Linked DNA regions of Homo sapiens: region 2 is linked to region 1. A link is a loop called in an ENCODE intact Hi-C map of the cell type or tissue named here. Cell type or tissue: heart right ventricle. All regions are shown on one strand. Each heading gives the region's core, and the rest is flanking DNA. Links, peaks and the distances in the headings are about the cores only.

Region 1 (5,374 bases), core at 139-5,138:
CTGTCCTCTTCCCCTCTTAAGTTTCAATTTCCCAATAATAGAACTTTCTTCCCTTTTATGGGCTGACCCCTCTTCTACATTCTGTTTGTTTATCAAGACCTTCCAGGTGCATGAGCTGTGCCATTTGTTACATTCACGGGCTGGCTGCCAGTGCTTAGATTTATCATGCCTTGAAAGTGGACCATTTAAAATGTTTTCTGACAAAACCCTATGCAGACAGGGGTAGGTAAGAAGAAGCTTCCAGGGAAGCATTGCTGGGCAATCTTGAATCTTGATTACTTTGTCCAAACAATGTATTACCCTTTCCAGTTCTGTGTCTTTTGCCAATTTGTTGAGTGGTCTGCATGCTACACCTTCATCTTGGCTATCAGCAAAAATGTTGAATAGAACAGAGTTGAGGAGAGATCTTCTACCCCTCACTTAACATTTCCTACCAGGGGGACATGTGTCTGCTAAGTAAACCATTTGATAATGATTAGTCAGACTACAGAGCCCTGCTTAGCTGGCGATAATACAGCCATAATGACACAGGGCAGTGTGGAAATGACGTGGCACTATGGAAAATGCTTAGCATGTAGCAACGGAAAAAAGTGGCATACAAAATTAAATCATGAATATACAGGGGAAAAAAGAGAGGCTAGAAATATTTTTAAAAGACAGGTAACATGAACTATATTTAGGTAGCACAGCAGGCAGAATTCTGAAAGAGGGCTGCTTATGGGTTTTGGCCAGCCTGGATGAGATAACCTTGACTCCAGCTGGCAGGACGAGCCGCCTGTGCAGAGATCTGTCTCTTACAGCACCTGCAGGGATTCGCTGGGAATAACTGCACGCAAGCCCAGGAGGAGGCATAGGTAGAGTTAACATGGCCATGAATGTGTACAAGGTGCTAGGAATGGAATAGAGTGAGTTTGGTTATTAATTCCTGCAATTCCCTTCCAAAGCACCAAAGGCAAGGCAGCCAGTGTGGTAAAGGGAGTATTTTCCATCCTGTCTGCAGCCCTGTGCTGCTCAGCCAAATCTCGCTGACCCCTTCCCTGGGGTGTTTCATTCTCCTCATGTCCAGGGCCCTAGCGAGCCCACAGGGTCTGTCTGTGTGACTTAGAGAAGGATGCCCCTTCTGGACAGACGCAACACCATGGGCACACAGTGTGGTGAGCGGCAGGCATGCTGGAATCTAGCCCTCGCTCACCTTTCAGCTGGATGTCCTTGCACAGTGGACAACATGCACAACCGTATGTGCTGGCCCTGCCCATGTACCACACGATCTGCTCAGAAAACCTGGAAAATGCCTGATCCTGGCACAAAGCACAGCCCTTTAGTCCCAGTTCTTCGCCAGGTGATTTCCTCCAGGCCTTAGTCTTCCCGGACAAGGCCTTAGGCTTTAACAGTGGGGAAGGCCTTCTGGTGCTGCAGCCCCTGGGCGACTGCTCTCTGGGGTGAGGGCCCAGCCAGCAAGCCCATGACCATAGGACTGAGGACATCCCTTCCCCTGTACCCACCTTAGTCACCTCCCACCCGGCACTAGTGGGTCCTCACCAATTTTATTTGAATTGAGCCTAGTTCATTCTGGAGGTTGAGACTAAACATCCTTATTGAGCAGGTGTCTTGGAGACCCCCGAAGGCCACAGGCTTATTTTTGCCCCAAGAGTGCAGTAAGATCCTAAAATTGAAGTGATCTTTCTTGCCCTCCTAGACTGACTAAAAGTCCTGGTGGAGACAGGCTGAGGAGTCCTGCACTTACGTCTGAATGTTCTGTTAGTTGGGTTTTCACATTCAGAGTACACTGTGGAGATAATCACCTTCTAGCTTTCTGGAAACTTCCTAGGTTTACTCCCTGGTGCATTGCTCCTCCAAGTTATAATTCTAGAAACTCATTCCTTTGCCTTTGGCAATAATAACCCAGATCCCGGGACTCCAAATGGAAAAGAACAGGCTGCATTTCCAGACTTCTGGTGTGGAGGGGGAAGCCAGACAGAATCATTCTGGCTGTGAGCTGCAGCGGTGCTGTCCATGCCAGGCCAAATGCATCAATCCCTAATGATGACTTGAAGCGTTATTAGGATCCAGGTGACCTCGTCATCACAATCCTCTCTGAGCGGTAAAACTGGAAAAAAAAAATAAGGCAGATTGTGCTTGGGACTAGGGAGCCCCTGAGACGAGTTACACCCAGCACTTCCAATGTCTGGGAGCCCCCAGGAAGCACCCTTTGGAGAAAGCGTAAGTCAGTTCCCTAAAAGGAACTAAAGATGTGTTCCATCCCACTGTGCAAACCAAATTAATGCTGCATGCTGAAGGCCTTCCTTGCCAAGATAGAGGTGGATTTCTATTAGTCACTGAGGGCCATTTGCCTGGATGCAAATGGCCTTGCTGAGCTGGTGCGATGTCCAGCTGGGGGTTTTGGGGAGCAGTCAGCCCCGTGCATGTGTATTTAATAGTCATCAGGGCTTTCTCTTTTGGCTTCGAGGCTAAGCTTATTATCCAAGGAACAAATGGAATATGAAGGCTGCCTCAGCACCGCCAGAGCCCATTAGGAGATGTGCTATGAAGCAAAGGCGGCGCGTTGACAGGGCTGCAGAGAAAGAACTTGGAAGCAGAGGCAGGAAAGGGAGGGCGGCTTCCGTCCCAGCATCCCTGAAATGGCTTGCTGTGAGTTCAGCAAGCCACACTGACACCACGCACCTTCCCCGTGCCTGGAGCTCATCTGCAAACAGATTATCTTGCAGACAGAACCTCCAAAGGGCCCTGTCATCCTACAGCACATCGTCATTCTCACTCAGAAGCAGGGGACGTGGGGCCTTTTGTCTAACACTCAACAACATAAACGTCTGTTTTCTGTTTTTCTCCCCTCTACTCTTTAGACAATAAACAAGAACCATCTGACATTTTTCTTAGCTTGTATATTTCAAACTCAATCCACCTTAAGCATCCTACCTGACCCTCCCCAACCCTCCTTCCCTCCCGTGTTCTCTTTCCCTTTGGAGTCCTTACAAACTCTCCCTCTAGTTCGATGGTTCAGAGAAGACTGAGAGCTGGGCCTGGGCCTTGAAAACTTCCCAGTGGTTTTCTACTGCACTCACACCCTCAGGCACCTGGTGGGGTAGATCCCACCTTTTCGATGTCCCCTTCTCTCCACCGCGGCCACCTACTCAGACCACTTGCGCTTTGCACCTGGAGCATGACAGTAGTCTCCTAACTGTCCCTGACCACAAGCCACACCCTCTGCCATCTTTCCTCTGTTTGCTGCCAGAATGATGTTTCTGAAATACACAAGAGACCTTGTGGCTATCTTTCTCCCTCCCTCTCTCTACCCCTGCTTTCCTCCCGCCTCTACCCTCCTCTACTCCCTCTTTCTACCCCTGCTTTCCTCCCGCCTCTACCCTCCTCTAGTCCTTCTTTCTACCCCTGCTTTCCTCCCGCCTCTACCCTCCTCTACTTTCTAAGCATCTGCTATGACCAGCCATTGTTCTAGGTTTACAGATCTACAGGGTGGGGCAAGAAGACATCATATCCTCTGTCTTTTGGAGATCATAGAAACATTTGCTCTGGGGAAATGCTAAGTAGCAACCTACACCATTAATTGTTTAAAAACGACTGTGACTCAGTGCCAGGAAGAAGACTTTGTAAAAGGTAATGTGAAAATGTTTTCCCTGCTCAGAATCTTCCAGTGGGATGAACATGATGTGTCAATGCAAGCTTATTATTGTAACAAATGTACAACTCTGGTGGGGGCAGGGGCTCTATGGGAACTCTCTGTACCTTCTGCTCAATTTTGCTGTAAACCTAAAACTGCTCTTTATAAAAGGTCTTCTTTTTTTAAGTCTCCCAGTGGCTCAGCATACAAAACCCATGACAGAGGGCTGGGCTGAGCTTTTCCCACATCCACTGTGTTCCCTAAGGTCCGTCTCCGCAAACCACTCCTTGTTTGAGTACCCAATGCTCCCGTGCCCCAGTTCCTTCAACAGCCTCTCTCTACTTCCTGCATCTTCTTTTCCTTCCCTTGGCTACCTTCTCCTTTGAGAAACTCAGATGTCACCTCCTCCAAGAAGCCCTCCCTGATATAACCAGGCTGGATTAGGTGCCTCCCCTCTGTGCTCCCAGACCTCCCTCTGCCTGTCACTGTCATTGCATCACCTTGTAACTGTACATATCTGCCACTGCCACCAACTCCCACTGAACTAAGAGTGCCCTTAAATAGGGACAAACAGAATCTTTTAGCATAGTTACTGAAACACATGTAGGCTTCAGTAAATGAATGGATGCAAAATAAAGCTAATAGTATCTGGTTAGAAAAATAGATATCTTTGAGTTTTTACTAAAGTTCTAGGGATTGCAAGAATGAGCTTCCTGCCTACCTTTGCCTCTAACAGCAATGCTGCAGTTGAACCTGACAACCTGTTACCATGATGTAGAGAAGCCAATGCAACAGAAGAGAGTAATGTTTAATCTAGTCTTTGTGACTTGGCTCTCGTATCACTAAAAATTGTATTTGTGATAAGTAAATAAGAGTCATTAAACATCAAATGCAATTTAAGTGCTCCGGAAGGCATGCTCCTGGGTTTCAAAACCTCTGTGGATGTAAAGAACCCCCTAGAATAGGAGTTGGACAGTCCTGGGCTCCTGGTCAACTCCCACACTCAGTCCTTAAGGTGGAGGTCACATTGTGCTCCCTCACAGGTGGTCCAATGAGACCATGTGGGTGGAAGCACTTTGTAAACATAGGGGCTCAACAAATGCTAAATGTCACTCATGAAATTGCATCCTAAAGCAAATAAATAAGCACACTTCTTTTGTCTAAATAGCTATGTGTAGCCTTGGAGTTCTGGCTAGGGAGTCACCCAACCCCTGGTTTTGCCCCTTGTGGCAACATCTGAGATGCTGGATACAAAGTTGGATACAAAGCAGGGTGGGGTCTGTTCTGTAAAGAGCTACAGGCAGCTGAGGGCTCAGAACGGTGGACACTGTTGGAGAGACCAGAGAGGTGAAGTGAGGAGACTCCCTTCCTTCTTTCTTTCTTTTCCAGAACCCACATTGACCAGAGACTTTGCAGCCAGCTCACCCCTCCAAATCCCCGCCCTGGAGTCCCTGACCCAGGAATTTCTGCATCAGGCTGCTCAAACCTGAATTTGACAAAATTTCAAAGCGCTGTATCTTTATGTTGATAAGACAACGGATAAAGTGCCATACTTGGAACCTAGATCACTCAATGTTGCCTGTAGCTGAGTCCACTTCTGTCACTCACCCTGCATTGCCCTGCCAGGAGCAAGGGAGAGAAAGCCAGCCAGAAGGCATGGGCATGGGCTCAAATCTGGCTTCTCCTGTGGCCACTGTGAAAGTTGATCATACAAAGGTCACTGTTGTCATAGCCAAGCAG
Region 2 (5,374 bases), core at 212-5,211, 200 kb after region 1:
CCAGGCTGGGGTGCAGTGGTGCGATCTCAGCTCACTGCAAGCTCCGCCTCCTGGGTTCACGCCATTCTCCTGCCTCAGCCTCCCCGAGTAACTGGGACTGCAAGTGCCTGCTACCACGCCTGGCTAATTTTTTTGTATTTTTAGTAGAGACAGGGTTTCACTGTGTTAGCCAGGATGGTCTTGATCTCCTGACCTCGTGATCTGCCCACCTCGGCCTCCCAAAGTGCTGGGATTACAGGTGTGAGCTACCGCGCCCGGCCCTGAAGTTTTTAATGGATGTATGCTTTCAAATTATTTATTGAACAAAGCAGAATGTAAATAATCAATATATAACTAGATAGATATGATGAGCAAACATTGCAGGCTGCCCATGATACCAATAATGAGCCAACGTTGTGATTCTGCACTAACTTACTTGTCTTTCAGAGTAAGCCAATAAATAAATGGTAATGTTCCCCCAACGTAACCTCTTTATATTCTGGTTCTTCAAGGTGATCAGTCCTTTGGAAGCAAAGCACAGAACTGCGTAGTGACCACACATATCAGAATTAGGGAACTTCTGACTCACACCTGTAATCCCAGCACTTTGGGAGGCTGAGGCCAGAGGACTGCTTGAGCCCAGGAGTTCAAGACCAGTCTGCGCAACATGGCAAAACCTCATGGTGGCATGTGCCTGTAGTCCCTGCTACTCTGTGGGCTGAGGTGGGAGGATCGCTTGAGCGCAGGAGGTCGAGGCTGCAGTAAACCATGTTCATACCACTGCATTCCAGCCTGGGCAACAAAGTGAGACCCTGTCTCAGAAAACAAAACAAAACAGAATTAGAGGACTTCTAAGCTCTATATTAAGCAGAGAGGCACACTGGCTGGGCAGTTCTTACTCGTTTTGCATACATAATCTGAACAGTATGGAAGCAAGAGTGCTTTTTTCTGTAGTCCAGGTTTTAAGATGTTTTCATAAGCAGATCTCATTGATCAGGATCCTAGAGCCTGCCCTCTGGGCTCCCAGTCGGAGTGCCACTGTTAGCTTGTAGCCTGTAAACTCTGGGGACATTTTTCACAATAGCTGCAATGTGAATGCCACCGTCCTCAAGGCAGGGGGTCTAGAGTAGCAGGTTAGCAGGTTCTTTTTTTTTTTTTTTTTTTTGAGATAGGGTTGCATTCTGTCACCCAGGATGGAGTGCAGTGGCACGATCTCAGCTCACTGCAGCCTCGACCTCTCAGGCTCAAGTGATCCTCCTGCCTCAGCCTCCTGAGTAGCTGTGACCACAGGCATCCACCACCACGCCCAGATTTTTGTAGATAAAAAATCTACAAAAATTTTTTTATTTTTTGTAGAGACAGGGTCTCACTATGTCTGGTCTTGAACTCCTGGGGTTAAGTGACCCTCCTGCCTCGGCCTCTCAAAGTACTGGGATTATAGTCATGAGCCACTGTGTCCAGCCCAGATTCTTTTTTTTTCTTTCTTTTTTTTTTTGAGACGGAGTCTTGGTCTGTCTGTTGTCCAGGCTGGAGTGCAGTGGTGCAATCTTGGTTCACTGCAACTTTTGCCTCCCGGGTTCAAGCGATTCTCCTGCCTCAGCCTCCCGAGCAGCTGGGGTTACAGGCACATGACACCACATCCAGTTAATTTTTTTTTTTTTTTTTGAGAAGGGGTTTTGCTCTTGTTGCCCAGGCTGGAGTACAATGGCGCCATCTCAGCTCACTGCAACCTCTGCTTCCCGGGTTCATGTGATTCTCCTGCCTCAGCCTCCTGAGTAGCTGAGATTATAGGCATGTGGCATCACGCCCTGCTCATTTTGTATTTTTAGTAGAGACAGGGTTTCTCCATGTTAGGCTGGTCTCGAACTCCCAACCTCAGGTGATCTGCCTGCCTCGGCCTCCCAAAGTGTTGAGATTACAGGCGTGAGCCACTGTGCCCAGCCAATTTTTGTATTTTTAGTACAGACAGTTTCACCTTGTTAGCCAGGTTGGTCTTGAACTTCTGACCTCAAGTGATACACCCACCTTGGCCTCCCAGAGTACTGGGATTATAGGTGTGAGCCACCGTGCCCGGCCCTGGCCCTGGACCTGGCCCCGTTTCTTAACAACCTGATAACCTCCTCTTTTTCCTAAGCGAGGTGGGTAAATGATCCATTCTTGTATAAGGATGGGTTTACCTGTCATCAGGCAGGACTCGCCAAGCCTAAATTTGTTTCTTGACTTAATAAACTTATTGAGCATTAACTATGGGCGGGGCACAACTCCACTGGGTTCCAACCAACATCTCTCTGGAAAATTACTGAGCAGTTTCAAAGATATAAAAGCCACTTACCCCAAGATCCTGACACTTTCCGTTTAGGGCCTTGATTACCCAGGGCTTTGCTGCTTTTCTTTCAGTCTCTCGCCGTGTGATCTCTTGGTCATCTTATGACTCACAAGAGGCTCCCTGCCAATGGGCAGGACCAGGGAGAGGAGAGAAGGAAAGCAGGCCAGGCACACAGCTACTTATTAGTAGCCTTGGCAAAGTGAGTGAGGAGGTTAAATTGCTGGGCTAGGTTGAAAATTGGGAATTACTTGTGGATTTTATTGTTTTCCCTCTAGCAAGGATAAACTGAAATTTGCCAAAAAGCAAAGAACAAATCATTCAAAACTGTTAACGAGTTACTATATTTTCCTGGGACAGATTCATAAAATAAGGTTCTTTAAATGGAGTCAGTCCAATACCAAGCTTTCTCTTGACAGTATGTCTGGCCCAGGACAAGGAGGACTTTACCCCAGGCTAAGAACAGAAGCAAAGAACATGGGGAGAGAGGAGCAGCATACATTTGGGTCCAAACCTACTGTGACTTGGTCTCAAGTCTTCATGGAGAAAACTGGATCAGGTGAAGAAGAAGAATTAAATCAGGCCAGGCACAGTGGCTCATGCCTGTGATCCCAGCACTTTAGGAGGCCAAGGCGGGAGGATTGCTTGAGCCCAGGAGTTTGAGAACAACCTGGGCAACAAGGCAAGACCCTATCTCTATAAAAAAATTAAAAAATTGGCTGGGTGCAGTGGCTCACGCCTGTAATCCCAGCACTTTGGGAGGCTGAGGTGGGTGGATCACCTGAGGTCGGGAGTTTGAGACCAACTTGGCCAACATGGTGAAACCCCATCTCTACTAAAAAAAAATATATATATATATACACACACAAAAATTAGCTGGATGTGGTGGTGCGCCTGTAATCCCAGCTACTCAGGAGGCTGAGGCAGGAGAATGGGGTGAACCTGGGAGGCAGAGGCTGCAGTGAGCTGAGATCACGCCACTGCACTCCAGCCTGGGCAACAGGGCGAGACTCCATCTCAAAAAAAAAAAAATTAGCTGGGCCTGGTAGCACGTGCCTGTGGTTACAGCTACTCAGGAGGCTGAGGTGGGAGGATCACTGAGCTCGGGAGGTCGAGGCTGCAGTGAGCCATGTTCACACCACTGCACTCCAGCCTGGGTGACAGAGCTAGACCCTGTCTCAAAAACAAAAAAGAATAATGATTAAATCACAAGAGATTTACTATCAGAACTCAGAAGTAGCCAGGAATAGAAAAAGATGTAATTTTACAGTCTCCCTGCTCTCTGCTGGTTACCTGACTCCATCACCCTATGTAAGAATGGCTTTGAAGGACCAAATATTTGCATAATTGACAGCTTGATTTTGGACTCTGGCCTCCAGAACTGTGACAAAATAAATGGGATCTTTAAAAGACTAAGACTACTAAAAAATGGTGCAGACCTGCAATCTACAAATCAGAATGTTCAGATGCCAGTGAGTAGAACGTTCAGATGCCAGTGAAGGATGCTTAGGTTTTTCATAGCTGGATACATAGAGCAAGGATATTCCAGGCAAGAGGAATTTCAGGAGAAAAGGCAGAAGGGCAGAAGGGGAGGTAACCTTAGGCTGTGTTCCATAAGCATTGTAATATTTTCTTAGCGCTGCTGTGATAAGTTGTCACAAACTGGATAGCTTAAAATAAGATAAATGGCCAGGTGCGGTGGCTCCACCTGTAATCCTAGCACTTTGGGAGGCCGCAGTGGGGTAGATTGCTTAAGCTCAGGAGCTTGAGACTAGCCTGGGCAACATGGGAAACCTTGTCTCTACCAAAACTAAAAAAACTACCCAGGCGTGGTGGCTGGCATGTGCCTGTAGTCCCTGCTACTCAGGAGGCTGAGGTGGGGGTATTGCTGGAGCCCAGGAAATCGAGGCTGCAGTGAGCCGAGATGGCGCCACTGCACTCCAGCCTGGGTGACAGAGCGAGAGAACCTGTCTCAAAAAAACAAAACAAACAAACCAAAAAATAAAAAATAAAAATAAATAAAATAAAAACCAAGAGAAATTTATTCTCTCCGTTCTAGAGGCCAGAAGTCCAAAATCAGGGTGTCTGCAGGGCCATGCTCCCTCTGAAGGCCCAGGGGAAGAGTCTTTTCCTTGCCTCTTCCTGGCTTCTGGTGTCGTGGCGCTCTTTGGTGTTCAGTTTGTAGGTGTATAACTCTAATCTCTGCATCCATCATCTCACGGTGCTCTCTCTGTGTGTCTCTGTGTCACTTCTCTTCTTACAGGGACATCAGTCATTGGATTTAGGGCCCAGCCTAATCCAGTATGACCTCATCTTAACTTGATTACATCTGCAAAGACCCTGTTTCCAAATAAGATCACATTCATAATACCAGGGGTTAGGACTTGAACTTATTTTCTTGGGCAGGGGAGACACAATTCTGCCGCTATAAGCATTAAATTGTCTAATTTATTTAGATGAGGGAAATTGTGAGGTATCTGGCTGTATGTCAGATAATGATATTTGTTTCATAAATAACTGTTAACTGCCTTAGGCAGAACACTTATTTGATATGGAAGGTAGTAGGGTCCTCACCTTTACGAACTTGTGCTTTGGTAGAAAATACCAAAATACCATCAAGAAGCAACAATGCAAGATAAAATGAAGGACGGGCTATAAAAGAACCAAGAAAAAGCCCATGGATAGGAGACATTTAGCTGGTGTTATGGAAGACAGGTAGAGGTACTGGTGGAGAGGAAGCAGAGGTAAGAAAGTCACTTCAGGTATTATGGGAATGATAGGGACTAGTTCAAAGGAGAGAGAGTGAGGGATTGAGCTGGACAGTTTCCTTTAACACCACTAAGTATATTAACTATTGCTTCTGCAGAGTTTTTGTTTTTTTTTTTTTAAGTGTAGTAGCAGTGTCTCAGCTCACTGCGACCTCTGCCTTCCAGGTTCAAGTGATTCTCCTGCCTCAGCCTCCCAAGTAGCTTGGATTACAGGCACATGCTGCCACGCCTGGCTGATTTTTGTATTTTTAGTAGAGACGGGGTTTCACCATGTTGCCCAGGATGGTCTTGAACTCCTGACCTC

Evidence for each region. Peaks named below come from ENCODE experiments on the same cell type or tissue, not always from the same donor. Only the 100,000 strongest peaks of a DNase experiment are listed, where the experiment ranks them.
Region 2: a loop joins it to region 1, with 4 times the contacts of the local background. A loop is called at or near these places in 26 of 110 quality-filtered maps.

What each region holds. Positions count from the first base shown.
Region 1 is chr2:9,758,949-9,764,322 of GRCh38, reverse strand. It overlaps LOC100996549 (a long non-coding RNA gene), which reads left to right. Exons shown (of 3, transcript XR_241267.4): 3 at 5,024-5,374. Among named protein-coding and RNA genes, the nearest start is that of TAF1B, 82 kb to the left of the region's middle. RefSeq lists an enhancer at 369-663. In heart right ventricle, for the core only: no CTCF peak of the experiment used is centred there; a DNase peak (open chromatin) is centred at 2,572; H3K27ac peaks cover 4,735 bases.
Region 2 is chr2:9,562,648-9,568,021 of GRCh38, reverse strand. LOC101929643 (a long non-coding RNA gene) reads right to left here and starts at 2,940. Exons shown (of 3, transcript XR_922777.3): 1 at 2,312-2,940. In heart right ventricle, for the core only: no CTCF peak of the experiment used is centred there; a DNase peak (open chromatin) is centred at 2,421; H3K4me3 peaks cover 817 bases; H3K27ac peaks cover 1,590 bases.